Linked DNA regions of Mus musculus: region 2 is linked to region 1. A link is a loop called in an ENCODE intact Hi-C map of the cell type or tissue named here. Cell type or tissue: left cerebral cortex. All regions are shown on one strand. Links, peaks and the distances in the headings refer to the core of each region. The heading gives the core; the rest is flanking DNA. Region 1 holds the start of Mark1 (MAP/microtubule affinity regulating kinase 1). Region 2 has its middle 15 kb from the start of Rab3gap2.

Region 1 (15,664 bases), core at 2,524-10,523:
GAAAACAAGCCAAGTACAAATCAACTGCATTGCCAAAAGGAGCGTTCTCCACAGTCATTCTGAGATACAAAGTCAGCGTGGTACACACCGCAGCAGCACAAGAGAATTAAACTCTATCATAATGTCAATAGATACAGATCTCATATGCAGGCATTTACATCAGGCAAGATGCAGTACAACGCTCAACAAACTGGGAGGAAAGGAAATTGTTATCAGTGTAATATCGACCACTCATGAAAAGCCCACGGTTCACATCACAGTTAATGGCAGAACAGAACAATTTTTTTTTTAAAGATCAGAACAACGGCAAATGACCACCCTCACCTTTTCTGTTCAATACACGCCTGGAACTCTCAACCAAACAACAAGAAAGAAGGTGTTCACACTAGGAAGGAGGGAACAGAAATACGTTTGTAGATACGACAATCTTATGTGCAACCCTCCACATGTGTCCTAAAATAACCTATTAAACTTAATATACAAATCCAAAAGCCTCCAGGATCCAAACTCAATATGCATACACACACTCACACACACATGCATGTACACAATCAGATTGTGTTTATCGCTAACAAGAAACTATCTGGAAAAAAAAAGACAATTTTTAAAATACCAAAACAATGAAATATCTTGGAATAAACAACCAAAGAAGCAACATATTGCTGAAAGAAATTAAAGAGAAAAAAAAGGAAAGGCAGCCCATGTTCATAGATTAGAAAAATTAATTCTGTGAAAATGTCCATAAGTACCTAAACCAGTCTGCAGATCCATTGTAATCCCTGTCAAAATTCAACTGCATGATTTTGTAGAAATAGAAAACCAACCGCAGACTCATAAAGGACTCTGAGTATCCCAAACAATCAACAATAAACGAACAAAACTGCACGTCACCCTACAACAGACATGAAAAGGTTCAAAATAGATTAAAGATTTAACTACAACACTCAAGCTGGAGAACTCCTAGAAGAACCGTCAGAAACAAAGCTCATGACACAGGCTTAGCAATGCTTTACTGTGTGTGACTGCAGCTCAGGCAGCTAAGTCAAAGTGGATAAAGAAAAAGAGAACAAAGACTCCAGAGAAGGTAGAGGGAGGAGGCCCTAGTGAATGGGAGACACACATATGACCTGGAAACACTATCCAAACATCATATTGGGAAATCCACACGTTTCAATAGCAAATATGTAAATAACCTGAGTTTAGAATATGCACAGAACTTAATCGATATTTTCCCAAAGACTACAAACAAATGATCAACAGGTATGGTATGTATGTATGTGTATGTATGTGTGTGTGTGTGTGTGTGTGTGTGTGTGTGTGTGTGTGTGTGTGTGTATACATACATATATATAACAACAAAAAAAACAAAAAAATCAGGGTCAACATAGCTAATCATAAAGAAAACACCAGAATATCAACAAAGTACCACTTGTCAGGGTGGCTACTATTGAGCAATGTTTGTTTGTTTGTTTGCTTGTTTGTTTATCTGTTTGTAGTTCTGAGAACTGCAATGAACTACATCCCTACCCAGGATTGTTATTGTCAAAACCAAAATAACAAGAGTTGCCAGAATTTTGAGTTGAAATAGGAAAACCAGAACCTGTGCACTGTTGTGGAAGATGTAAAACGTTGGAGTGTCTATGAAAAACAATATGGACGTTCCTTTGCAAGTTAAGATTATAACAACATGTAACCAATCAACTCCACTTCTTGGTATTCATAAGAAAATTGAAGTTAGGATCTCCAAGAGATATTTTCATTCCAGTGTTTCTTGAAACCTTTACTCTAGTAGTAAAAACATGCTAAATATGCATCAACAGACAAATGGATAAATAAAATATACTACATACTCACAACCAAATATTATTAACTCATAAAAAGAAATATATTTTGTCATATTGAAACACAAATGAGCCTTATGGACACTATGCAAAAAGAAACACAATTTCAAAATGATAAATACTACATGACTCCATTTGTATGAGTAAAGCAGTTAAAATCATCAAAGCAACATTGGTGTTTTCCAGGGACTGGAGGAAAGACAGAGAAGGCAGTCACCAGCCAAGAAGTACAAAATTTCAGTTGTGCAACATAAAATTACTAGGTATTTGCTCTAACACACTGTTTACAGGTAACAATACTATACTACATACCTAAAGATACCACATACCACAAAAGCAGATCTCTCCAATGAAAAGTGTTTTTAAACACAATTTAAAAGAATAAGTCAACAGATGGGATGGGAGACATTTAAATGCAACTGAAAACAGACATAGCTAAACATTGCAGAGTAACTGCATTGCAGATTGTACTACAGACTGTACTACAAAGAAGCAATGAGGTAGCAAAGAAACAATGAATCGGGGTTAAGACATATGGAGGGCAGAGTCAAGGCTTAGCATAGCTAACCAAGTATCAGGGAGGCTGGAGAGAAAAGGGCCAAGATTTGAAGAAACCACAGTGGACACATTTCTAAACTGATGAAAGTCGGGAATCTACAGGAGGCAGCGTGTAACAATTAAACAGCTCATCGCTTAGAAAAACAATGAACTAGTAAGAAATATGAAGATGTGAAAGATCTCGGAGAGCCAAGGTCTACGTAAGCCAATCGAGTATAAACAAGGAAGATACAAGGGGACCAGAAGGAAGACAGTGATGAGAAATATAATAGTTGAGAGGCACCCAGAAGTTATAAAAACATGAATTCATAAATACAAAGAACAAACACCTAAACATACTACAGTAAAACTCCAACACCAAAAAAAAAAAAAGGCGACCTTAAAGTGACAGACACCAATAGAAATGCTAATATGGAAGGTCCAACCCTAAACAAAGGACTACAGACAACTAAGGAATGCTGAGAGAGAGAGAGAGAGAGAGAGAGAGAGAGAGAGAGAGAGAGAAACATATTCCCCAGAGCAGAGCCCCCAATTGCTATTCAATACCAAAAGGCCAGCCCTGAAATCATATAGATGCAAGCAACACAAAATGGACTGAGAAAGTTGTAGTTATATATTTGGACACACACACAAAGAAAGAGAGAGACAGAGAGACAGAAAGAGAGAGACAGAGACAGAGAAAGGTAGGTAGGTAGATAGGTAGGTAGATAGATTGTTGGTTTAATTTTTTAAGGGGTCAGAAAACAGCACCCCATTGTCTACTGATCACACTGTTTCTGGTCGAAATCATCTGATAACTGAAAAGCTAGCTTTTCTCTTTTCTTTTCTTTTATTATTAAAACATATTATTTTATATCAATATTTATATGTATATTATATTAATTTATATTATATATTATATTAATATAAAATAGAATATAAGATATTATATTAATATTTATATTTTTAATTTATATCAAGGCCAGCCAGGCCTATGTAAGGAGTTTCAGGACAGCCGGGGCTACATAGCAAAACTCTGTCTTGACAAAACAAAACTACAAGTGGCTATCACTCACTAAAAGAACTTTTTTCTCCTTTTGAGACAGGGTCTTAACCTACAGTTCAAGGTAGGCTCAAACTTGGGATTCTCCTGCCTCAGCATCCCGAGTGCTGAGATTACAAGCATTTGACACCATGCCCAGCCTCACCAAAAGAACTTCCAAGGATGTTCATCAGGAAAAAGAAAAAAAAGCTCCAAAGGGAAGCCTCAGATAGACAGAATGAGGATTATTGTTTGGGAAAGTATTTGTAAAATAGCTAATTCTGCACACGGAGGCTTTCAGAAAACAAAGAAGAAACAAGAAGGCTAATGGGATGGCTAAAGGGCAGGTAACAGCAGTTACCACCAATACTGACAATCTAGTCCGTGGGACTCACAGCAGGAGAGAGAGAACTAATTCCTGAAAGTTGTCCTCTGACCTCCACATGCATGCGCAAGGCACTCCCCCACACACACTCAAGTAAACGCAAACAAAACAAATCAAGAAGACTGAATAATAACACCAAGAGAAATGACAATGTTAGTGGTATTTCCTTCCCCAGTGGACTGTCTGGGCACCCACTCTGGAGATTTGACTCTGACCAGGGCTCAGCTACAAAAGCAGCCACCTCAGAGGTCTTGTCAAATGCCAGCAAGCCAAGCCACAAAGGATTGGTAAGTGTTTGATAAGGGGGAAAGGGCAGGGACTCCAGGAGACTGAAGGAGTGAATAAAAGCATAGCCCGTTCTTCCTCCGTAAGGTACACATGTGTTCATCTTACAGCTCTAAGCCCAAACCAAATAAACCACCTCCTAAGAGCAAGAGCAACAGTTTAAGAGTTCAGAAACCTGTGTGACCTTGAGCAGGTCTGAAGCCTTCAGCCTTGGGTGGTATATGTAATGGCTACCTTTGCATATATCACACATGTGCTCTGGTGATAATTGTACTGACTCAGGAGGGAATGTTACCGCATTGACAGCACGGGAGACAGACCAGGCAATGAGTGCACCGCCACACAACAGGTACAAGAACTCACGCAGGGAGCAGAGCCAAGGGGAGTGTAAAAGCATGCAACCCACTTGCTTTTCCATCTACACCTAAAGACGGCCGTCCTAAGTTACTAGAACAGCTTGGTACAGTTGCCACATGAAATAAGAAGTTTATTAAAGGCTTTTGAACTTAGCCAAATTTATAATTTTAAGACATCCCAAGAAATAAACACATTAAAATCCCTCATGCTGATCTCTAATAAGGAATACAGCCTTGTTTTTCAATACAGAAAATCAGCCGGGGCATTGCTGACCCACCAGCAGGAGTGTCAGCAAAGGTTTTCCAAAACACCTACAAAATTGTTTCATTGAAGAAAGAGACATATTTAGTAATATATTTTAGTATAACTCCTATATCGATACTGGCACTATCCAAGAATGGCCTGATAATAAAATAAAAAAAAAAAAAAGAAGAGAAGAAAAACAAGTCTTTCAAACATTTTTATTTTCCTAGACTTACTCGTTACAACATAAAGTGAAACGCATTTTACAGGGATTCTATTCTTTTGTAACATGTCTCTTCTTCACTACGCAGTGTTTACTGCCTTAAGAGTTAATCACTGTTTCCTGTCATATTTACTCAGTTGAGGCCTGTCAACCAGGCACACACAAACCTTTATCTATGAGCACTCCTGGAAGACCACACTGAATGTTCCCAAAGAACAACTCTGTCTCTACTCTACACAGTCATAGGTGAGACAGCAGGGTCACACACTCCTGGAATTGTATGGTGTGTGTGTGTGTGTATACACTCATACATATACGTATATGTGTGTGTGTGTGTATATATATATACGTATATATATATATATATATATATATATATATACGTATATATATATATATGTGTGTGTATATGCGTATAGATATACAATGTTTACTTTATGATTAAGAAATGTTTATATTACCTGCAAATATCAATATAATACTGTTTAGTAATCACTGTATTTATTTATTTTAATTTCTAAGAGTAATAGTGTTTTGGCTACTATCTTTACAAGAAAAAGATCTAAAAGTCACACGAAGTAAACATTTTTTCATAGATATTTTTAAAATATGTCAATATTTTTGTATGGATATTCTTAGTAAGTATGGCTATACTTTAAAAATGTCCTGTGTGATTACAAATAAATGCACATTTTGGCTACCGTGCTGGCATTAATTCATGCACTGACAAACCAACTGGTAACTCTGTTTCACTGATGGCAGGTAGGCACCATGGATAATGCTATTTAAGACTCCAGTGGTCATTTAACAGCCTCCAGCGGTGGCCTCTTCAATAAACACCTGGAACACTTACAAAGCCAGTTTAGCCCTAGCTATCCTCAGTCTTCTACTGTACACTACCTGGGACTGCATTGACATCTCCTGTCAGCTCTGAGTAGGGAGAGGCCTTGTCTAAAGCCTTTCTGCGTTCCCTTCCAGGTCAAAATCAGAGTTAAGTGCATATTCATCGATTAATTAACAGCCACAGCAGAGGGGATGCTTTCCACGGCAACGAGGAGATAATCAGGACATAGTAGATAAAGTAAGCTAAATGCAGGGACAGTTATGTTGTACCAGAGTAGAAACAAGACCACGCAGAGGCTCTGAAAGAACATGCTCAGACACAAAGCACGTGAGTTTACACAGCACAACCGTCCTCGGAAGGTTCAACGAGATGTACAACCTCTGACTGCTAGGCTCTAAAGTGCCCTTGGCTGTGCTTCTGCTCTTGCATGGGAAGCTGCGTGGGGTACAATTCCTTGCTGCCTATTCCTATAAAGCCATCCCATGTCTGTATAAAGAGCCCTATCCACACACGCCTAAACAAGAGGCCGAGCCGTCAAACCCCAGGACACAACCAAGCCACGGGGCCTCTCCACATTAGGTTAACACACAGAATTCTGACCCTAAAACAAAGGTCATCTTCCGCTTGACTCCTCACGGTCACTCTTAAATGACAGGATGTTCTTAATAATAAATCTTTACCTTTGAAAACCTACCGCCACCAAATTCTTTACCCTTTCCTCCAACCTCCTTTAGCCTTTCAGTGAAAATTATGCAGCCGTGTCATCTCTAAGACAACAGTCACGGTGCAAACTGAGCAACAAGGTACGACGGTGGTGACAGCCCTGGTGTCTTCATCATTTCAAGTGTAGGACACAGGAGAGGACAAAGCATTCCCATACAATTTCCTAGTTCTTCTAACAATGGTCTCTGTAGAATTGTGTTCTTATCCCTTCAAATAAATATAGTACATGCAAACCCTACTCTCTAGATAAAACACCCATGTTTGTGCCTCATTTGCCCCTTCGAAAAGCGAGCCTGCCTGTCTCTCCTCCCCTATCTTTTGTCTCAGAACACCAAAGCACTTGAGTATTTTTACTTTACAATCCCTATGAAGTCACTGGTACATTAAGCACTGGAGGACCGATGAGGGGCGTAGACACCCAGAGAGCTCTCTGGTCGGCCACGCAAAGCCTAGAACCCCCTAGTTCCTTAAAACTTGTCAGCAATCAGGCCAGACCCTCTGGAGCCTCCGGGCCCCTTGGCAGGTCGCGGAGAATTTTAAAAACAACAGTGACAGAAAGCCACCTTTCCTGCAAAGGAACCTGCACACACATATAAACACAATCGTCCGTCTCAGAAGATGAAATTACAATTGGCCTTTCTCTTGGTTTTGTTAGACTTCAAATACGGCGAGTGAACATCTCAATCTTGATTTAAAAACAAAAAAAAAAAAAAAAAAAAATTAAACCAAACCAAACTAAACAAAGAAGCTCCTGAGGGCAATTTGATCAGACACAGAAAAATCCTGCCTTCAAAGAAATGTGCCTTGTGACACTCTGAGGAGAAGTACTTAAAACCTGTCCCTGAGTCACGAACACTGGATTGAGGAAGAGAAGAAGACAGCTGGCTTCTTGGGGTTCTTAAATCTTTTCTTTCTCACCTTGGGGCTACAGAAGCTGTAAGTGAAATCTTCCACTCTTCACTGAGAGTATTGCAGTGACATAAAGTCACACACACACACACACCCCTCTACTTCACTGCCCTCTTTATCCCTAAGGTGCCCGTGCCCCCCCCCACCCCCCAATGTGGACCTGATGTTACAAAAAGCAAAGTCATGGGGCAATGCGGGGGTGGGGTGGGGTGTATGTTTGCAAAGGACTCAAAAAAATCCAGAAAAGCAAAGGGCTGAAAGATCCCAGGACAGCCGAGGTGTAAGAGGTTCGGCTGGCTCGTGGGCTGCAGCCAAGCAAGCATCCATTCACTCGAGTGGGGGGCTGGGGGCGCGACCAGAATGTTGGGGTGCTCACGAAGCCACTCTGGACGCCCACCCTCTGCCCTCCATCACCCTCCGCATCCCCTCAGGCAGGACCCCCTCCGAGCAGAGGGCCGCCCCGGGGCTCCCCGCGTAGGGACGGGAAGGACGGGGAAGGGGGTCAGGCCGGGCTCGCCCAGGTAGCCGCGCCGGAGGCTCGGGAGACTCACGTTCTCCGTGTCCCGCTCGTTCACCGTGGGCAATGGCGTCCGCGCCGACATCTTGCGCGGGCAGCGGGGTCGAGCGGGGGGTCCGGCGGGTCGCGGGCCGCGGAGGGCTTCGGCGAGGGCGGGCGCGCGCGAGCAGGCCGCGCCGGGGAGCGCGCGGCTCCCGCAGGCCGCGGGGCGGGAAGGCGGGCGAGGACGCGGGGACCGAGCCGCGGGGACGCCGGTCGGGCGCGGAGGGCCGCGGCGGGCTGAGTGGAGAGCGGGCGCCCCGGAGCTGCCTCAGCGCGGCGCCCGGCGAGCGCGGCCCTGACAGCGCCTCCCGCACGCCGCCTCAGGTGAGCGCCGCCGCCGCCGCCGCCGTCGCCGCCGCCGCTGCCGCATCCGCGCCGGGCCCCGCGGCCCCGAGCCCGCGCGCCGCTCCGCGCCGTCCCCGCCGCGATCAGCCGGAGCCCTCGGCGGCCGGAGCCGGTGCGCGCGGAGCGGCGGGCGCGGCACGGCACGCAGCGCCCCGAGGCTCTTGGCGGCCGCCGCCGGGTGGGCGGGCGCCAGCCGAGGGGCCTCTCCATTCATTCCCTCATTAGGGATGCGGGGCCGCCTCCGCCCGCCGGGCCGGATTTCATTAGTGACTCGCCCCACCCGCGGATCAGCCTGTCCCCTCAGAACCTCCGGCGGGCGTCCTGCGATTTGATGTTGATTCTTGTGTGGCTTTTAAACCGGCACTGGGGACACATGGGGTTCGTGCGAATAGAGAACGATCCCCCTCCTTCCTCCTTTTTTATGTATTTTTTTATTTGTTTCACTGGAGGGAGCATTGGGTACCATCCATCCTACTCTCCACTTGGCCCATCCTTAAATTCTCCTCTGGTTTAATTCCTGGTTTTCTTCGAGCCTTCCTTCAGCATCCTTCTGCCCTGAGGTGTTGTTCAGGGGCAGGCGTGGACAAAAGGCACAAAAGCCTCATGAAAGGAGCTGGCCCAGAAAGCATGTGGAAGAGGGCTCCCCGCACCCCACAGCATCCCTGGAGTGGGTGAGACTTGATGTCTACAGTGGCTGATCGTCACTTCCTGGGATACAAGGAAGTGTCACTTAGGCTACTTATTCAGAGAGAGTAAGAAGGCTGTCTCTGTGGTCTGTCTGGAACTCTTCCTTCCAAAAGGCTGCTTTGCCTTTCCCTCCACCTGCCACTCCAGGTCCTGGGCATATTTGTCCCCATGCAATGTTGTCATTCTTACTCTGATATTTTGCACACTTGGCCTCTAGGATAAAACTTTACCATCTCCCTATTCCTTTTCTTTCTTCAACCTCAAATGGGAATCTTGGGATGATGGGAAACTCCTCTTTCCCAAATGCATCCATTTGAGGAAGAATTCCTGTGCCAGATGGTTTTTATCCTGACTCATTAAAAGTTGTTTCTGAAAACTTAACACTTGACCCTTAAAACATGGGCCAGAAGAACCTAAAAATAGCAAACCCATATCTTGAGGGAATACACACACACACACACACACACACACACACACACACACACACACCGTATGTAGTCGCTTCTAGAACACGAGCTGCATATTTATTTCTCAAGCATCTTATGTTGTAAGTACTTCTCAATTCCACAGAGCAAATGAAAATCCCAAGACCACTTTGGTGGCCATCTCTACTGTTCAACTAGCACTTAGGCTTTGGAACTAATGACAAGGCCACAGCCTGCATTATGGTGTGCCTCTGGGAATGGCACACTTTTAGAGTCCTTCAGAAATCGGGGTTCACCGAGATATACTGAAGCATGAGTTTGTACTTTTCTCATCAGCTGGAGGTTGTGCACTCAGCACCCCTGCTAACACAGAAGTCCCTTGTGTTCCAACTATGTCTGCATTAGCCTAGCAATAAGCAAGCAAGGTGCTCCCCCCATGCAACAAGGCTTCCACCAGTAGCTTAGATGTCATTCTTCAAAGGCTATTCACATGCTATCCCCTGTCCTCATTCCTCTGGTAACCCTGATGGGTATTTCCATTTCACAAAATTCCTCTGACTTGACTTATTCACGATCATAGCTACCTCAGGCTAATGAGACACAGAAGAAGATAACTGGAATGGCTGGGGGTGTTCAATGGTGTACCAGTCACAAGACCGTGAGCTCACCCCTGTGAGAGATGGAGCTAATTAGAGACAGAGCTCAAAGGGAAGCCTAGGATCTGAGCCCAGTGGCTTCCACACAGACAACTCTTAGCTACATTTTGCTCAAGTAGTGAAATTGGAATTGAGTGGTTATTATTTAAAGAACCCAGTTTTATATTGTTATATTGTTGCTAAGGAACTTTCCTAGCAAAGGGGCTACATCAAAGGGAATGGTTATTTTTGTTTTTCTTGTTCTCTTTTTGTTTTTGTTTGTTTCCAGACAGGGTTTCCCTGGCTGTCCTGGAACTCACTGGGTAGACCAGGCTGGCCTCGAACTCAGAAATCAGCCTGCCTCTGCCTCCCAAGTGCTGGGATTAAAGGTGTGTGCCACCACTGCCTGGCTTCGGGAATGATTTGTAATAACCCAGAATTATAATTCTATTGAGTAAGATAGACAAGAAATAACTCTACCTTTAAAAACTAGCATTTAATTCATGGCAACACCCACAGTCCTAGGTTTGGTATATAGTGAAAAATGCACTTTTCATAGGTAAACAAACAAACAAACAAACAACAAAACCTCCATTAAAAAAAAAGTTGTGTGCTCTTCTGCTGCAAAACGGCATAAGGGGATGTTGGGATGTTGTCAAACTGTTTAACCCTAGTCCTTAATAATGAAAATGCCACAAGCAACGTTTTCCTACATGGGTTTTTATAACTGTGACTTTGTGAAAATGGCAGAGGGAATGTTCTAAGGCTTCTAGCAATTCTCTTTGGGGCTATTTAAAAAAATGTGACGTGTAGTTTAGAAGCTTCTGGGGTAGAGTGATTTAAAAGTTTGAGAAGAAAATTGAGGTTCTGCCAAAACAAGAAAAATGGAGATCAACAATGTGCTAAACCCAAATGGATGGCGGCTAAAGAGTGCTGTTAACCATGGCCCCATGGAAGAAATTTTGTAACTACACTGGCCACTACTGGCAGCACTAGCTACTCTTGGCTCCTCCCCGCTTGAGAAGTCATTTGAATTTTTATTGATTTCATCATAATTTAAATTCAGAAACAAGTTTGATTCCATGTTTGGGCATTTTAAAAGTTATTTAGAGAGAACATGACTGTTGGAATCTACTTTTTTTTTAAACTCCAGATGTTCTGAAACCTAAACAAAAATCAAGTATGTCTCATGAAGATGTATCACCTAAGGACGGGAGAGGTGGCTCAGCAGGTAAGAGTGCTTGCCACATAAGCACAAAGCCCTGAATTTGAATCCCCAGCGTCGTGTAAAAGCCAGATATGGCCACTCTGACTGTACCCACCTACTGTGGGGGTGGAGGCAAAGGATGTTTAGTTGGCTTGGCTCAGCTTCACTGAGAGACACTGTCTCAAAGAAGTAAGGTGCATACACTACACACATGTAGTATACACATGCCCCACCCCGTGTGTGTGTGTGTGTGTGTGTGTGTGTGTGAGAGAGAGAGATACACACACTAAATAGCGCCTGATTTAGGCTTAACTCTAAGTAGCAAATGTATATGTTTTAAAGAGTAGGAAAAGAAAAGATGTAAGGTGCCTCTTCAACTGACATGCATTGCATATTAAAATGTAAACATTTTATATATTAAATTAACTAGAATATATTATTAAAATTATTTTCAGCGTTATTTTGTATTTTCAGATGTAGACACTGAAGAATGCATGCTTGTATAAATGGCTTACATTACATGTCTGGTGCATAGCCCTTCTCTGTGAGTTCAAACTGAGAATAAAGAGATTCAAATGCTGAAGAGTCAAAGACCTTGATTAGAAGCTATCAATTATTTATTCTGTGGGAGAGTGGCACCCAGCACACACGTATTGAATAACATGTGCCCAACAGGCACTGTTCAAAGAAACTGTTCTTCACCTAATAATTTCCAGCCGTAAACAGCATCATCCTTTAGAAGAATTCAGCAAGAAACATGCTGAAAACATACAAAGAAGCATGAACAGATCATAGTCTTCTGTGAACAAAGAATTGGTCAGGTGTGACAGAGACAGCAGCTTTAATTGTAAGTTCATAAAACTACAAATGTACTAAATAGGAGGTACTAGCAATGCCTGATGTCAAGACCTGCAGAATGTCTCGGTGGATAAGGGCTATTGTGGTACAAGGTGGACAACCTAAATTCTACCCCCAGAACCCATGTCAAGGTGGAGAGAGCTGGCTCTGAGGCATTACCTCTGACCTCCACATACATGTGCCCCCTCCCCCGCACCAACCACATTCACAATAATAAATAAGTTAATTAAAATTTAAAATAGATCTAATATCCAACATGCATGACTGGAAAATCGTTATTTATCGAGGACACATTTTTGTTTCCCATTCTATGGGAGACTTATGCCTTTCCATCTAACCACTCAAGATGACGACAGGACAGATAGTTCTATATGGTGACAAAGAGGGAACCCAGCTAAGAAAGCAGGCTCAATGCCCACTGAGAAAGAAACGTTATTTCTTTTCATAAATAAGCTGGGTCCTGATTGCACCCCAATGGCTAGCGAGGCATGCTGTCCCATGTGTTGACGCTCATCCCTCAGTGTGGAATGGATGAGAGTTTCAAAAGAAAAGAGATATTGCACTTTAAAAGCTGTATGGCTGGCCTTGAGAGGTAGTTCTGCTGGTAAAGTGCTTGCTTTATTAACACAAGGGCCAGAGTTCAAGTTCCAGCACCAACACAGAGGGTGGGGTATGGTGGTGCACACTTATAATCCTAGTCACTGGGCTTGCTGGCCAGCAGCCGAGCCTAGTCAGCCAGCCCCAGGTCCTAGTGAGAGATCTGCTTTTTTAAAAAGGTGTGGGGGAACAAAGTGGTTGGCTCCAGAGCAGTGACACCCGAGGATGACCTCTGGCCTTCATACATTTATATACACACACACAAGTTAACATTTAAAACTTCTAAGGCTGAGATTGGGAAGAGGGCTCAGACAGCAAAATCTTTTCCATGTAAGAAAGGAAGAGCTGAGTGCTCCCCCACCTCCAGTGCTGGGAGTGCTCTCTCTGGTCCAGTGCTGGCAAAGTGACTACGGCAGGATCTCCAGTCCAGCCAGCCAGCCTAATCCATTGATCAGTTCCAGGTCCCGTCAGACCCTATCTCAAAAAATAAGGTGAAGAGGCAATTGTAAAAGATACTTCATGCTAACCTCTGCCCTACACACACACACATATGTGCACACACATGCCGGTATATCCGCGATATTAAATTTAATTTAATTTTAAAAACTCAGCAGTCAAGAGCACTGCTACTCTTTAGAGTACCTGGGTTCCATTCATAGCACCCACACGATGGCTCCCTGCCTTCTGTAGGGATCCAACATGCTCTTCTGGCCTCTTTGGCCACCAGGCACACACATGGCATACATACAAACAGGTAAAACATCCATAGGTATACAATTAAAAGAAAATTGAAAAACTAAGGGACTGCCTCTAGCAGTGTATATACCTCACCGCCACCAAAGCCAGCCCCAGAGTCAGCTCTTGCCATCACAGTCATTGGCGCTACCCACTATGCTCACAAGTTTGCTACCATCCATATTCAAAACCAGTGGCACATCCATAGCTCAGTGACGGACGGACTTTGCCTTCCATCCCCCCAGAAACTCTCTGATCAGCAAAGCTGGGCTGTCTGGAATTCCCCGGTCACCCTGTGCTGCTCACCCCTCCATGCCTGGCATCTGTTCCCCCTTCTGGAATGTCCTCCCCATCGTTCTACCCGACAGTCTCTGGCTGACCTTTCAAGTTCCTTGGGAACCTTCCCTGGTACCTGCTCCTCCCTATGCCCACAGCTGACCGATCACCGTGCCTGTGCCTAGGTTAGCTTTGCCAATTGGACAGTCCTTCCCTCCTGATGTTCCCTTGTGCTGTGTCTCCCACTGATCCCTACCCAGCTGTGAGCTAAGCAATACCACCTTTGAAATCCTCCCCTCACCCAAAGCCTACTATGGTGCTCAGAAATTGGCATATGCCCAGTTTCTAAATGCTCCATGTTTGGAGATTCCCTCTTCCATTTCCAGGGTCTCTTGAATTTTGAAGAAGCATCACAAAGGAATTGAGAATGTTATAAAACAAGTATTAAAAATTATACTCAGGGGATAGGAGTAGATCAGACTTCACACACTGTACAGAATATGTTCCCAAATGTCCCCAATAAATGCTATTGACTGGGTAGGAAACTGGCTCTGTCCTGTCTCCCATAGACAGGTAGCTTTAACACAACGCTGGACGTTTTACTGTCTGTGGTCTTCCTGCAATCCTTTTATCTGTACTGAGAAATTGGTAGTCACTAGTCCTTTTAACAGAACACTCCTTCAAGCAAGTTCCTACATAAACCAAGCTATACTGACATCAAGCAGCTGGTCAGGAAATAGTCCTTCCACATAGGTTATAGAAGTTAAAATGGAACTATACAATAAGGGTATGTTAGAAGCCATGGAGCTGGGAAATCAACCCCAGAGAGCAGTCTTCAAAACCCGAATGGCTCAGTGGTTAGCGCTTGTCTAGATTCACAAGGCCCAGGATTTTGCACTCAGGACTGAAGGCAAACTTAATACAACCAGGTTGTGTGGCCTCTTCTTAAAATTCAGTCAACAGTCTGAGCATCACAGCACCACACAGCAGTGAGAACCTGGGACAGAGAAAAGCTGGCCGTGGCCGATGGATGTGGCATTAGCAGTGCTGGAAAACGCAGGTGGAAATTCAACATGGGTAGCATGACCTTCAAATAAAGGGACAACCATTGCGTATAGATTCATACATGCGCAGATCTAGAGGCACCTGCCTCATGACAGCTTCCAAACCGTGACCTTGTAGTAGTGTCACAAGGAAAGGGGGACGATCCTTTGAATGTTTCGTGGCAGCCACCCTAACATAAGACATTGGTTAGGAGCTGGTTATCTTCCCCTTGGCATCTGTGACTACAAATGGAACATAATGGAACATAATCTCCTGTTTAATAGCCTTGCTACTTCACTACTTGACTTGACAGACAACATACTAAGTGAACTATTCCCTTGTGTTTTATGCTAATTTTGTTACTATAAAATATTAGCTTTGGGGGTTGCAGAGGTGGCTAAGTGGATAGGAGCACTTCCTTCGATGACATGAGCACCTGAGTTTAAATCCCAATAAATACACACACATACACACACACACACACACACACACACACACACACACTCACACACACTCACAAACACACACACTAACTCTGTAATTTCCTTCCATAAACTTAATTCAGTTTTTCCCTCCGACTTTAAATGTTTTCCCACTCACATTTCGGTGGCTTCCTTACTTTCCCACGTATGAACATTGGCACCACGTGTCACGTTGTTTTTCATTCATTCATTTACAAATCTCAGGCCTGCTAAGGCTGGGTGTTCGTCTAAGCACCTCTGAAAGAGCCCATGGAGGACAGACAAAAGTTCTCACCCACTTACAAGATGACATTTGGATTGGCTCTTCCTGCATCCAGACAGTTCAAATCCTGAGGTCCCATAAGGCCATTGCCTGATATCCCTTGGTCATCTCCTCTTTTAACTACAGACTAGTCCCAGGCGACAGGTCTAAATTATATGGATTG
Region 2 (15,664 bases), core at 3,271-11,270, 190 kb after region 1:
CATGTGAACATGGACATACACCTGCTTGCAGATGAACATACACATACATGCACACACACACACACACACACAAACACACACACACCTGCTTACATATGAACATTCACACACATGCACACATACCAGCTTGCATGTGAACACACATCCACATAATTGCACATGAACATGCACACATATCTGCTTGCACATGAACATGAAAATTCATGCACACAGACACCCATCCACACACACCTGCTTGTATGTGAATATGCATGCACATACACACCCACACACCTGCTTGCATGTGAGCATCTCCACACAGGCACACATACCTGCTTACATGTGAACACACACAGGCACACACACCTGCTTGTACATGAAAAGCCCCCCCTATATACCTGCTTGTACATGAACATGCACACACACACACACACACAAAGAAAAGAAACAGAAACAGCAGCTGGACCCCATTTCTGTAGCCACAGAGTTCAATGTGTCTCCTCTCTGATCTAGAAGGTTATCAATACTCCTTGCTTTCACACAGACTTTGCATTTGTCTTTCTCAGGTATTGATCATCTCTCAGTGTAGGAAAGCTGAGTCAAGCCGATTTGCTTGTGGTCTTTGTCAGAGTCCCCTCTGAACCCCAGCCCCTTGTGTGTAAGGGAACGGAAGCATCCCCCTATCAGACAACTGCTTCTGCCCACCAAGCTGCTAGCACTAATGAGCTACTGTTTTCTGGAGTGGTGTCCGGGCTGAGGAGAAGAGATGAAGTTTAGATTTGGGATGCCCCACAAAAGCTCCAGGTTTGGCTGCTGTTGGGAGGGGGTAACTTCAGCAGAAGAGGAAGTTAGGTCACTGGAGGTGTACCCTTGAAGGGGTTGAGAGCCCTCCTCTCCTCTGCTCTCCTGTCCTTTCCCTTCTTCCTCTCCCTTCCCTGACCCCTTCCTCTCCCCTTCTCTCTCCCCCGCCCCCTGATTCCTAGAAGCCAAGAAGAAGCATTTTACTCCACCACACACCCTCGGCTGTGATGCTCTGCGGAAACCCAGGTCAAAAGAGCAATAGATTGAAATCTCTCGGCAAAGTAAACCTTTCCTCTGCTTTAACTGTTTCTCTTGGGTGTTTTGACACAATAACAAAAACTGATTGATACTAAGGCTATACTAAAGGCGGGCTCCTCAGAAGAGGGTGACAGGAATTCATCTCTCCCACACTGGCCTGCCGCCTGACTTGCTAGAGAGAGAGTTCCTCAATGAGCCCTTCTCCAGGCCTTGCGCAGAAGCCATTTTCTATCACCTATGCCTAGCTCATTCTTCATCACCGTCCCTACTCTTTCCTCAGACTTCAACCTAAGTCTCTTTATAGAAAGACTAACTTTGACCAAAGTGTCAATCACCCTCTACTGCCGTAGGATGGCCCAGCAGTTAAGAGCACTTGCTACTCTAGCAATGGATACAGGTTTGGTTCTGAGCATCCACAGGAGGGCTCACAACCATCTTTAACTCCAGTTCTAGCATTCATGGGCACCAAGCATCCACATGATACACATACATACATATACATACATGCAAACCACATGATTTTTTAATGTAAAAGAAACCTGAGCTTCCCTGAATACAGTTAAGCATCCTAAGCAAACTTGTATACTTTGTGTTTATGACATACCAGGTTATAAACTCCATAGCTGTAAAAGCCTTTCCAGAGAACTCAAGGATATAACCTTGAAACACAAGCCATAGGCATCGTGTGCACATACAGGTCTGTGTGGACTGTGTTGTATGTTCAAAGTAGGGGAAAGTGGAGAGACAGTGGTAGAGTGGGGTCTTCAGAAATAGATTTTTCCAATATAGCTTTTTGTATTAAAGCCTTTCACACACACAGCAAGAGAGTCAGAGGGCAAGGCAGAGCCTGGCAGGCTGAGTTGAACCACCAGGTGCGCTGCATGAAACTTCGTATGTAACTGCTGAAGAGGGCTTGGGACCGAAAGGGCAGCAGCACAGAGCGACATCCAGTCATCTGCAGCTGGCAGAGGCAGAAATCAAAAGAGTTTGAATCCTGGCTGTTGTCCAGTTTGTTACATCCCGTTCCTCTAAAGTGAGAGTCAGGAGACAGGTCACCACCTGTCAAAGCGCAGTCAAAGCTCTCCTTTCTTTACATAAAGAGGGTAAAAGTGGGTGGCTTTCCCTCCAGTGGGAGAGCCAGACACAAGAATAAGATTGTTGCTTCTAAAGAGATACTTTCATCATAAGGTCAAAGGAAGAGGCTGGGCCAAAGCTGAGCTTTAGGCTTGAAACTTGAGCAGGGAGCCGGGATAAAAGAAAGGAAGAAGAGAGAAAGAGACAGGCAAAAATGTTCTCTTTAACTTACATGTGTGGCACACGCCTTTAATCCCAGCACTCGGGAGGCAGAGGCAGGGGGATTTCTGAGTTCAAGGCCAGCCTGGTCTACAGAGTGAGTTCCAGGACAGCCAGGACTGCACAGAGACACCCTGTCTCGAAAAACCAAAAAAAAAAAAAAAAAAAAAGATAGTTAACTTACATGTGATATTACCTGAATATGTATAATATATGTAATGTATCTATCTGCATAATATGCATTACCCAAAGTATGTGTGTATCACTAAATAACATTAAGCAGCTACAGAAACATATTATTAATTTATGAGCCTGCTTAAAGGATGGGCATGAACACATCTTTAAGCAGTCTGGAAATTTTGGATTAGCAACATCATCATGAAAGACAAAGGGAAAAAATGCACTTCTTATAGTCTGTGCTTGTCTGTCAACCCCTCTCCCTGCTACAGCTGATAGGGACTGGAAGGACAGACCCACTTCTTCCTGGCTGCCTCCCACATGTGGTTCAACTGAAGTTGCAGAGGTAGTCATGGCTATAAAGGTCATGACTCTGGAGCTGCTTAATGGAAGCAGGCTGTTGACCATTATTCTGAAGAACTTCGTGTTCACTGATGTTTCAGAGATGATCCTCATACGTAGCAGAAGTTTAGCACCACCCCTAACCCCTGCTTTGAATTTTCAATTAGTCTGAGAGCTCCGAGTGAGGTATTGTGTGTCTGTGGGTAGTTTTACAAATGCTCTTTCTCCTCAGAGTTTTAAAGCGAGCGCATCACCTTTTGTTTTGCCTTTGTTTTCTTTTCTGAATTCAGAAAGAGCTGCGTTCCCCTGTCTGCCCGGCAACATTGCAAGAGGCAGCATTCCCGGAAGCTCCCTGCTTCAGATGATCCCAGACCTCACGTGACCTGGCCACCACATGTCTGGAAGTGTTATGTCTTTCCAGGCTATGAATCCTCCTAGCATAGAGCTCACTGCCAGCCTCCTGTCTAAGAAGCTGCTGCTGTAAGCAATTAGCCTGAGTAACATCAGGCAAGGCAGTTTTGTCCAGGTCATGGGCCCAAACTAGATGGACAGCAGAGGTACCCAAGGAAGGTGTATGCCCCACCAAACAATGTTTTCTTGGATGGGGACATACCACACCCAGCTTAGCCAAAATGCTCAGAAAGTCAGGAATGAAAGGACAGTGGCACTTGCTTGCCTGAGTTTATGAATGGTGCATGTTTTGTTATGATAGCTATTTCAGCTTATCTGGTTTGGATTCTGAGACAAGTATTGAAGATCATAGTACCTGTGGGTTGGGTAAAAGAAACAGACTCTAAGTGTATGCTTTAGACATGTATAGGAATAGTACAATATGCTTTTAGAGGGACATTAAATGATGACAAGGTCTATGGTAAAAATGTTTGTTTGGTGGCATATTTATCATCTTACCGGTCAGGAGGCTGAGGTAGAAGAATCAGGAGTTTGGGGCTACATAGCCAGACCCTGTCTTTAAAAAAAAAAAAAAGTTTTTAATCCACGGCAACTAAAAATACTTACAGAGACAAAATCTATACCTACAAGGACAATCACAACAATAACAAGCACAATAATGATGACCGTTTATTGAGCTTGGCACATGTGCCAGATACCGTGTCCAGAAAACCCACCAATAGCATGAGAGTACTGTCAAATTCAGCTGTCAACTGGAAGAGTTGTAGCATCACTTGGGCACTGTGAGCGGAACCATCCTCTGGTCTGGGATCCTTGACTGTATGAAGAGTAGGACATGAACTCAACATCAGCATTCATCGCTTTCTTCTTCCTGGCTAAGGATAAAAGGTGACCGGCTGCTTCAGGCTCCTGCTGCCTTGACTCCCCTGTCAGGATAGACTATGCCTTGGAATTGTGAACCAAAATAAGGTCTTCCTACGTCTCCTTTGTCAGGTTGTCTTATTAGAGCAACAGAACAGTAACTGAGATCATGGGGTAGACCTCACTTTGTTGAGGAAGGGGTAGAGGTGCCATGTAGCCCTGGTGGCCTTTAACTGGGTGTGTATCTGAGGATGACCTTGAACTCCTGATCATCCTACCTCCACCTACTGAGTGGAGTGGCCTTACATTTGAGTTACCACCATGTTCAGTTTTTATGTAGTGCTAGGGCTCGAACCCAGGGTTACATCCATGCTAGCAACTGAACTACAGTCACAAGCATTCTGTAAAGGACCCTCAACTTTGTATCCTAAATGAGTCTCTCAGGGTCTGATTGATCATCCCCCCACCCAGTTATGCCAGGCTCTACCGTACCGTATGCCGGGCTCTGCCACCCGGGGTGCATAGATTTAGCTCATGCTTTCTGAAGACAAGCTTGGCCCTGGCAAGGATGACTTCAGATTCTCACGTGTATCTCCCGTTCCCTCCCCCCCACTTCCCTTCCCTAACCACCTCCACTTGTACTTTAACTCAGTCTTTTAAAACTAGATGGGGGCATCCAGGAAGTATCTGCTTCCCTTTTTATTCCACAGTCGAACAGGTCTCCTAGCAACCCTGGCTCTTCGCAGCCTGGGAGGTGGATGTGTTGAGGGAGTCTGGGAGGCAGAGGTGAGAATGCGAGGAAAGCTCTTTCCTCCTAGGCCCTGAAGTACAGAATTGCTACTTCACAGTAATTAATATCACTGAAAGAGGCATTCGTCCTCCTCCGTGCCATAGCGTACGTTCAAGCCTCAGGGTAACAAATGATTTGTTAAGGAGGGAGGGCCAGCCTGCACTTTTGTGCCTGAATCAGAGATTATTTGAAAGATAGTGAAAGGCGCTGCTAGCCTTGGGCACTGGCAAGAAGAACGGTGAAATTAAGCACAATTGGGGAGTGGGAGCAAGGTCAGTTAGATCAACATGCTGGTCTCAAAATATATACTGAACTGTTCTTTGGTGATGATATAACTTTAAGGCCAGAGGGTATCTTAGGATCATGCTGTTCAAATACTGTAGTTTTAAGCTGATTAAGTCGAGGCCCAGAGATGTATGATGGTTCAGAGAAGGTCAGAGCTGGTGCTTGAACGCCGTTCCCTGAGGTCAGCACGGCACTTCTAACTACCCAGTGCTGCCCATACAGATGAGCCATACTGGCACACCACTCAGGGGACGAGCTGCAAAACAGCATGGTGCTTAAGAGTAAAGCCTGTGCTATAGGCAGAGCAGAAGTCACTGAGTCACAAGAGTGTGCCCTTGGCCTCACTGGTAACTCGTCCTTCCTGACTGAGCAAAGACAGATGACAGACGGGAAATGCAGAGAGCTGATTGGTCTGCATCTTCAACTGCTGTTCTTAAGAGATTGAGTCGTGTCTTCATCCTAACAGCCGTATGGAGAAGGAAAATGATCCCCTATTCCCAGTGACTCCAAACAGCCCATCCACTCGGTTTCAGAGCTAGTTCTGGTAAGTTCTAACAAGCTTTAGAATTGCACCAAAATTCTTCGTTGTGAGTTTCAAAGATCCAAGTCAAATGATCTTTGAGGAACAACTCAGAGCAACTCAAAGACTGTGAGGGGCACTTCAGACACCAGGGTGAGAGGATTGGACCTGGAGCTCTGTTCTCTGCCTGGACCTTCTCTCTGGGTCTTTCCAGAACTCTCTTATCTGCTTTTTAAGCAAGACTTCCCATGTGGGCATTCGGGCATATACCTGTAATCCTAGCACTTGGGAGATGGCGGCAGGAAGATTCCAAGTTCTGAGACTCCACTGAGGCCCCTCATACATTCACCTGAAGTTGATACCCTCCCCTAAACCATCACTCTGCCAGGGAGGAGTTGGTTAGCCAGCACCTGCCACTGGCCCATGCCTCTGTAAGTGGTAGGGAGGGGTAGACACTGGCCGGGGGTGGGGGGTGCAAAAAGTAGCACCAACGAGAACAGAGCAGTAGCCATTGTTATCAGTTGCATCTCATTTATAGGAAGTGCAGGGGCTCAGCGCTACTTCCATTGCCACGTGGTTTCCCTCCCTCCAGCACACATGCTCATATTCTCGGACCACTAATAAATAAACTTGGATGAAAACATTGGCAGCCCAGGGAATTCTGGATGAGTTAACCAGCTTTGTCCCACATGGTCCACATCCAGGTAGCCTATAGGACTCCTCCAATGTCTGGGAGCAGGAGACTGTGCTGCTCATGGAAGCCGGAGCGGGGAAGCGAAAGTCGTTGCTCTAGTCTTGGTTTTGTCTAACTCTGTAGCCTTTGGGAAACCCTTTCCTCTTTCTTGCTCTCTGTTCTTGCTGTGTAAGTGGGAGAAGTCAGACAGACCCATCTGACCCCATTATCCTACAATCCACATGCAACAGAGAATGTCACTGCCCCCTCTAGTGGTTCCTCCAAATTAGGAAAAGAACTCAGAGCATCTGAGTTCCTACTTCGCTAGAGAGCATGGCACACTCCTACTGAAGTTGAAGGGCAGAGAGTGAGAGAGCACGCTGTTGCATGGGCATGCGCACGCACGTGGGACAAGCATCCTGACTGCTCTTCACCAAGACACCATGTCCACACAGTAGACAGAAATACACGGTGCTTTCAAAACAACAAAAAAAAAAAAAGCCAGCAGTTTGCCAACTGTGACCACTGTGAAGCCAGTGGAGGGTTAGAGGAAAGGAAAGATCAGGCTCGCCAATGCTATTAATCAAAATTCTTTTATTCCTGAAACTTTATTGAGGGTGTGCTGAAGTGCCGTACCAAAGCCGAGATCTTCATGTCTAGCCCTCTTGGTGCTTGCTGGCTACGACAGGACTCAGAGATTGTATAAATAAAGGAATAAACATTGCCATAGAGACCTGAGACTTCTCTGGGACTAGCATGGTAACAGTGACCTTATCTGGGAAACTATCCTTAAGGAAGTGATCCTTAAACTGATGTTGTATAGTACTTTCCTGAGGAGACACAACACAAACATCCCCAGGTAGGGAAACAACGCCAGGCCCAAGGAATGATTCTAGCCAAGTCAACTTGGAAAACGAATGAGTTACACCTAGGTGTTTGACTGGACTGCTTGACAGCTACAACCCTTAAAAGGCCACCCAGAAAGGTGACATATCATGAAAGCTGCACCCCTGGAGCTCTCCCTGCCAAGCAGTGGCCAGACAGCTTGGAGCAGCTCCTCCAGGCAACTCTGCCTCAGTTGTTTAACTTTTGCAGCAACTGTTACTGCCTCTATCCTTGGGCAGAGGCCTTGAGGACCTTGTAAGTCTCCATTCTCCGGGGTTTGGAAAGTTAGTCTCTTGCCTCCCTCCTCCCTCCAGCCAGGAATGTGTCACAATGGAAGACACTAACTGGCTGAGTTATCTGACTACTAGGAGGAACCAGCTCCATCCTGGATTAATTAGGTCATAAAGAGAGCTAAGGCCAAACAGATTGTGATAAAAATTTTAAATTTTAAAAGACTTCATGCAAATGTCTTTTACATTTACCCAGACCGTGATCTGGGGATGCACAGAGGACGAATAAGACACTATTGCCCTCACAGTGATCTATAGAGGACAAAGGAAGCTTGGAGTCCATCATAGCTGTGTTCCCAGAAGGCTGTGGTTGCAAATCAGCATAGTTATGATGTCGATGGGCATGTGCAGGATGTAATAGACAAGTATGCCTTAATGGCCACCACACCTCAGGGAGCTGAGGCTTCTCAGGATGCATTTGGTGGTGTGTGCTCTTCTGAGTAAGGCAGCCCGGGTCCAGACCCGAGCTTCTTAAGCTTTGACTCTTGCAACCCCCTTCTGTCTAAAAAAAAAAAAAAAGTATGCATAATCCTGGTGTGCAGCATATAAAATAGGCAAGCTAATCAAACATCTACTGATAATAATTCACGAAGAAATTCATTTAGAGCCACTGCAGAGTTATCCAACTGGTCAAAATGTATGTGGAGAACACGTGACGGGGATGCTCAGCCCTGATCAGCCCTTGAACAACATAACCCCAAGGCCTACAGCTCGGGAAACGGTGTGGACAACAGCCTAGAACTCCTGTCAAGACAGAAGACCAAAATATCTGCCGTGAGATAGTATCTTCTAGACATGGCAGGGATGCTGCTACCAGGAATCTTGACTGCATGGTCACCTAAACAAGATGTAACGACAACACCAGTCAACTTTCCAATAAGATTGGGAAAATACCTGGCCCCGCCCCCAGATTATGATGTACAGGTGATCGAGTCAATGGATGTTGAAAGAGAGAATCAGTTTTCTCCAGGCATGAACCTCTAGGGAGTTACCCAATCCCAGGGACCAGCCCTAAACACACATGCATAGCAGCAACGCTATGTGTGCATGCGTGTGTGTGTGTGTGTGTGTGTGTGTGTGTCTAACAATAATAATTATAGAAAACGAAGTCATAAACTTGAGAGGGAGGGGGAGTAGATACAGAAGAAGTTGGAGAGGCAGGGCAGAGATGATGTAAGCACAGTACTCATGAACAAAATTCTTAAAAAGTAAATTAAAAACATTACTTAGGAATAATTTGATAGGCGTGTAGTTTTAACATCTGTCAATGATTAAAGCACATTTGCATACCAATGAGATGACTGTTTATTTTCATATAAAGAATGAAATCTTGGCTGAATATTTGGTACTGAAGGACTCCGAGCACCTACATTCGATGCGTGTGCGTATTTATGTGCACGCACATGGTGCACACGCACAGGCACCAGAAGACAATCTTTGGTGTCTGTCCTTAGATGCTGTCTACGGTGTTTTGCGATATAGAATATAGTGGTGACTTTTCTGTTACTGTGGTAACGCATCAAGACCAAAAGCAAATGAAGGAAGAGAGAAAGAAAGAAGAGACCATTTTCTCAGGGAGACACAGCAGCAAGTGGCAGGCGTGGCGGCAGGAGCAGGAAGCTTAGAGATCATATATATCCTGAAGCATGAGACTGAGGGAGTGGGCGTGGGTAGAGGAGAAGTTGGAGATGGGAGCGGGGGGAGAGTGGAGCAGATATAATGTAAACGCAGTACTTATGTATGGAATTTTCAAAAAATAAATTTAAAACTTTTCTTTGAAACAACTCTTCGATAGACATTTAATTTTATCAATTATTAAAGATTAAAGCCAATTTGCATACTAATGAGATGAATGTGTTTCCTTTTTTTTTTTTTTTTTTTTTCCTTCGAGGCAGGGTTTCTCTGTGTAGCCCTGGCTGTCCTGGATCTCACTCTGTAGACCAGGCTGGCCTCGAACTCAGAACTCCTCCTGCCTCTGCCTCCCACGTGCTGGGATTAAAGGTGTGTCCATATGGGTGTATGTGAATATTTGTGCCTGGGTGAATGAGTCCATGAGATCCTAGAGTTTTTTTTTTCTTTTTTTAAGATTGCATCTCTCAAAGTGGCCCTGGGTCTCTTGAAACTCGCTACGTAGACCAGGCTATAGATCACAGAGATCCGCCTGCCTCTGCCTCCCAAATGCTGATATTAAAGTCATGTACAACCACACCCGGCCCAAAGAGTATTTTGAAGGTGTGGTGAATGAGTGAATGATCTGGGATTGATGAATGAATGAGTAAGACAATGGATGGATGAGTTAGTAAGTAAATGAATGAATGAAGTATTGATTCTTGGGACTTTTCTACTTTAGGTCTCTTAAGTTCAAGATCCTTGTAGAAAACATTATTATAGAGCTGGTGGCCCTTGGGAGGTGACCTTGTGCCCCGGAGGGACATTAGCAGTGTTCAGGGTGTTTCTGGTCCCCACAACCGACCTGAGTAACACTAACATGTACAGTGTGAGGAAAGAACAGTGTTATTGGTACAAAAATGACAATGGTGCTACATGACACTTTCCAGAGGCCATCTTCTGCAGTGTACGCATAAAGCAGAAGGTTACAGGTCCTCGGTGTGACATCACTAGAGCCACAACTGAGCAGGGTGTGACCTCGGGCCTCTGTTCCAATATGGTTTTAGTTTGCACAATAAAGGCAAGATGTACTGCTGCCACATGCTGGCTCATTATCCTAACACTCTGGAGGCTTGAGCAGGAGGATTGTGAGTTCAAGGCGAGCCTGGGCTGCATAGTGAGATCCTTTGTCAAAGAAAACTAAATTGCCAGCAAGATAGCCCAAAGACTAGAGGTGCCTGAGACCAAGCCATGTCTGGATCCACGTGGTGATAGGCAACTCCCACAAGGTGTCTGTCCTCCGACCTCCAAGCAAACCCTGGCACATGTGTGTGCACACACAGCTGCACAATGAATAATTGTTTTAAAAAATTCAAAACACCAATAAGCAAAATATAAACACATAAAAAGGCACATACACACATACATAACCACCAATACACACACGCGTGCGCACAGTCCCCAAAGTTATGGCTAATATTTAAATAGTGAAATTAGAATTAGTTGAAAGCATACATTTGAAGACACATCTACTGAGAAGCTACAACTCCATTGGAACAGCACTGATTCGGAATGCTTCTTAGCAAATCTCAAGGAAGAAGAATCCTGATTAGTAAAAAGCACTCGCATTGAGGATGTGATTGGTAGCTATCCTTGCCTTCAAATGTCTTACACTGTGACCATGTTCATTTATTCAAACCACTCAAAGTTTCCTTTTCATATTTATTAGTGACTTTTGTTAAACCTCCTTTCTATAGATCCATGGTCAATACTAAATACATTAAATTAAAATATAGAAAACATTCAAAGAATTTCACTTACTAAGATATTAATGTGCATTTACCAGGGCTCCATTTAGTGCTGAAATATTTATTAATACACGAATGAATTATTAATCCCTTTATTTTATTCATTACTTAACATCTCAGCAATTTTGAAATTTAATTTCTTTGGAAAAAAAATCTCAAAATAGATTTTTGCCAGTTTATGGAGCTTTTTTTTTTATCATAACAACAAAAATATTTTTCTCCAAGGGGAAAGTTTATTCTAGAGAATGAGGCTTACCTAGAATGGCTAAGCTCTGCTAAGCCTACAAATTGCATAATGTCAGGTAAACATAAAGTATATAATTAGTGTGCAAAGGTGAAGCGGGAGAGAGGGAGCAGACAGGCAGAACGGTGCTGCGCAGCGGCAGCCACTGCTGGGCTGTGGTTTAGCGGGTTACTAGCGTGGTTTCACAAGATTTCAAAAAGTGAACTGTGATGGTTCCTTCCTGCACATAAAACCCATATTCATTCTGTGTTATCATAAATGGAAGTAACTTTAAACATTAACAGCTGTTATTCACAGAATCCCTCGGCACCGAGTCTTTGAGCACAACAGTTAACCTTTTCCCTTTCAAACAGCAGCTAGGTCCGTCCGTCATTCGTGGCTATTTTGCGCTAAGAATAAAGCTTAGTGAGGAGACCAGGAATTAAAGACTGTTCTGAACAGGACCGGTTTGGCATTAAAATAAATGTCAGGTGCAGCTAAAAGTCATTGAAGACACAGATGAAAGCTATGGACGAAGAAAACACAGCCGGGTGGTGGTGGTGCACTCGGGAGGCAGAGGCAGGCAGCGGCGAGTTCCTGGACAGCCAGGTCTACACACAGACACTCTGTCTTGAAAATCCGGGAGTGGGGAGTGGGGATATGATGTAGAAAGAAAGAAAAGAAAAGACACAAAGCCAGGTGTAGAAGCTCACACCTCATGACGCCTGGAAAGAGGCTGGAGAAAAAGCTATAGGCCATTAAGTTATTAATCTACCGATGGATTAGTCTATTTATGATGTTAGAGCTCTCTGGGACACAATCACCTCCCAAAGACCAGCCGCTGGACACTGTTGTGTTGGGGACAGTTAAGATATAAGTCATAGATAGCAACTAGTCACAACATAGTGCTGTAATTTAAGCTTAAATTCCCGACCTTAAGGAGTCAGTTATAGTTTGCACCTGGAATGCTCCCAAAGTCACCTGGGATGAAAGCTTGGTCCCCAGCCGATGGGCGCTCCTAGAGGTAGCGTTAACTGTAGGAAGCGGAAGTAGGGCGCGATGTGGGGTGAAGTGACTTTGAAGCATGTGGCTTGCTCCTTGGCCTTCTCCCGCGACCTCTCTCTTTCTTCCTCCCCTCTTACCCCCTTTTTCTCCTTTCAGCATGCGGGTACCGGGATTCAGTTCATGTCCTTGAGCTTGGCGGCAACCATCCTTACTCACTGACAGATTCATCTCACCAGCGCCTAGAATCGTTTTTAATGAACTCTTCCCTGAAGTTTGTAAGATTGCTGGCTGTTTGGGGGAAGAAAATATATATTCTTCTACTTTGATCTCAAATCCAATATGTAGTCAGGGATGGCTTTGAACTTCTGATCCTCTTGACTCCAAGTCCTGAGTGCTGAGACAGGTGTGTTGTAACCATGCCAGCTTTATGGGGTTGAGCTAGGGGAGCACTCTACCAACTGAGCTACAGCCCAGGCCTGATAAGCAACTAAGACAGGTGTATTCCTGTCTGTCTGACTGCACCTCCCACACCACCCAAATGTGTGTGTGTGCACGCGCGCACACGCGTGTGCTGGAAATGAGTCATGTGGTTAGTCATAAGGTCCTAGTGCCTAGTAGGTTTTGTTTTGTTTGTTTACGTGTGTAAAAGGAATGAACTTCCTAGAGGCAAACGGATCGTCCTCTCTGCCCTTGAGAACATCGCCATCTAGTGGAGGAGACAAGAGTGCAGACAAACCAAAAAAGGTTATTACATTTTCAAGTTAGAAAGATCCTGGCTGACTCATTTTGCTCGGGAAATCAGACTTCTCAAAAGGTGAATCTGGAAATTAAAAAAAAAAAAAAACAAAAACATTTTATCTGGCTTTTGAAGTATTCTTGATATTTTGAGTGAGAAAAAAAAGACTTAACAGATGGTCAGAAATCCACTTTAGAGCATTCATTCCTGTTTTGTGCTGGTCAGAAACGTGATGATTTACGTCTCCGGGGGGTTACTTTGATTTGGGCACAAGGAAGATAGGAAAATGAGCTAGAAAGTGTACCTCAGTAGTCAGCAGTCAACAGTTTCAAATGCAAAGTCACATCACCTTAGTGGCTACTAACAAGACAGTTGTCCCCGACTCCATCATTGGGAAAAGACTGAATCTAGGAGGGTGAAAACCCTTGCTTATTGAATGTCAGTCTGTGCGAGGAGAAGTTAGAAGGCTGGTGTGGGAACACTTGGAAGTGTTCCCACCAAGGCCAACGTCCTCAGCTTTGGAACTAATTTAACTGTGAAAGTCTCAGTAAGGACAGATGTCAAAATTCAACATGAATCTAGATCATGAACAGATCAGAGACCCCTAGGGCAGAGGAATAAATACCATCTGCTCTGGGCAGCAAGCCCTGGTCCCCTCACACAGGCAGACTACAGTAAGGTGTGCATAGTGGCTTTCGTGAAGGAAACGGGAAAAACATATAAAAGGAGACATTTCTCACCTTGAAGCAGACTGAGCAATCTTAATTAGCCCTAAATTCCTAAAGGAGCTGAGGCCACTGCTCTGGGCCCACCCCCACCCACAGCATCACACCTCACATTCTAAAATAGCTGCTGCTTCTTGTTCACACAGGTTGCTGCTGTCTCCATAGCTTTAGGTCACGATGTCCTCTGTACCATTCTGTCCCACAAACTAGCTCAGATCAGCTGACAAGACACAGCTCTCTCTCTTTTTTTAATCTGACAAAATTTCCCTGCCCTGATAGGTACCCTTGATTTTTTTTTTATTTGATTTTTGTTTTGTTTTGTTTTGACAGGATCTCATTGTATTTTAGCTCTGGCTAGCTTGGAACTTGCTATGTAAACCAGGCTAGCCCAGAGCTCACAGAGATCCTTGTGCCTCTGCCTGATGAATGCAGGGATTAAGTGTGCACACTCCTATGCTTGCCTTTTTTTTTTAGGAAGTTGCTTTTAAAGATTTATTCTATTTTATTTTAATTGCATACATGTGTCTGGGGGGGTATATGCTTGTTAGTCTGGGTGCCCAGAAAATACCCCAGATGCCCAATCTTGAGCAAAATGAATAATACTGAAGAGAGTGTTGTTTCTGACTTCAAGATTTATTAGAGAGCTACAGTAATAAAAATAACATGATACCGACACATGTAGACCAACGGAATAGAATAGAAGACCCAAACATGAGTACTCACGATTAGAGCCTTCTGACAACTGACAAAGTCAAAAACCATGCGGAGCAAAACACAGTGTCTTCAACAAAAGTTGCTTGGGAAATGGATGTCGACATTCAGAAGTATGAAGTTAGAGCCACATCCATCACCCTGTAGAAAGATTAGGTCCAAGTGGATAAACACCTCAATCTGAAACTCCAAACACTAAAACCACTAGAAGAAAACATGGGCAACACCTGTAGAACATATGTGTAGAAAGGAGACATGGGCAGCACCTGTGGGACACACCTGTAGGAAGGAGACATGGGCAGCACATGTAGAACATATGTGTAGGAAGGAGACATGGGCAGCACCTGTGGGACACACCTGTAGGAAGGAGACATGGGCAGTCCCCGTGGGACACATGCGTAGGAAGGCCTCCCTGAGCAGGACTCTACTTGCCAAGGAATTAAGGCCAACAACTGATAACTGGGACCTCACACAACTAGAACATTTCTGTACAATTAAGGAAACAATCAAGAGGAGAAGAAACTCACAGAATGGAAGAGAACGCTTCTAGACATACATCTAACAGAGGATTAATATACAGAATATACAAAGAAGAACAACAAAAAGCCCAAAGGGTTTAGGAAGAAAATAACCCAGTTGTAATTGGCTTAGGGATCTAAACATAGCTCTCTGTAGAAGAAATACAAAGCTAAGAAATACCTCAGAAAGATTCATCATCCCTGGAAAGGAAGATGTAATTAATTAAGGAAACGTAAATTAAAAAAACTGAGATTTCATCTCACCCCAATCAGATAGCTAAGATGAATAATAATAATAATAAACAGACAACAAACAGCTTCTACCCGGTGCTGCAGGAACGCAAATGGGTGCAGCCTCTGTGGAAATCAGTATGGAGAATCTTCGAAAGAAAAATTCTAAAAGCTATAAATCTGTCATATGACCCAGCTATACAACTCCTTAGCCTGTGCCCAAACAACTGGACATCCTACCCCACAACTGGGCATCCTACTCAACAACTGGGCATCCTACCCCACAACTGGGCATCCTACCCCACAACTGGGCATCCTACCCCACTGGTACTTGCTCAGCAATGTTCATGGCTGCCCCATCCACAGTGGCCAGGAAAGGGAAACAACTTAATGTCCTTTACCAGAGGGATGAATGGTGAAAATATGGCAGTAATACATGTGTCACGTGGCACAAATACATGTGTCCCGCTCAGCTGCCTTCAGTCACAAGCCACAAACCCAATGGTTATTTTTAGACTTGAAGTCCCATGTTCA

Evidence for each region. Peaks named below come from ENCODE experiments on the same cell type or tissue, not always from the same donor. Only the 100,000 strongest peaks of a DNase experiment are listed, where the experiment ranks them.
Region 2: it touches region 1 in a loop (5-fold over the local background); 7 of 42 quality-filtered maps call a loop at or near these places.

The regions. Positions count from the first base shown.
Region 1 is chr1:184,991,482-185,007,145 of GRCm38, forward strand. Mark1 (MAP/microtubule affinity regulating kinase 1) reads right to left here and starts at 8,068. Exons shown (of 18, transcript NM_145515.2): 1 at 7,941-8,068. The coding sequence starts at 7,991. It overlaps Gm39728 (a long non-coding RNA gene), which reads left to right and starts at 8,085. Exons shown (of 5, transcript XR_865821.3): 1 at 8,085-8,272; 2 at 11,194-11,271. In left cerebral cortex, for the core only: no CTCF peak of the experiment used is centred there; DNase peaks (open chromatin) are centred at 6,110, 6,763, 7,393, 7,747 and 2 more places; H3K4me3 peaks cover 3,102 bases; H3K27ac peaks cover 2,685 bases.
Region 2 is chr1:185,180,903-185,196,566 of GRCm38, forward strand. No RefSeq gene overlaps it. Among named protein-coding and RNA genes, the nearest start is that of Rab3gap2, 15 kb to the right of the region's middle. In left cerebral cortex, for the core only: a CTCF peak has its summit at 6,653; DNase peaks (open chromatin) are centred at 4,814, 5,339, 6,652 and 9,204; H3K27ac peaks cover 1,313 bases.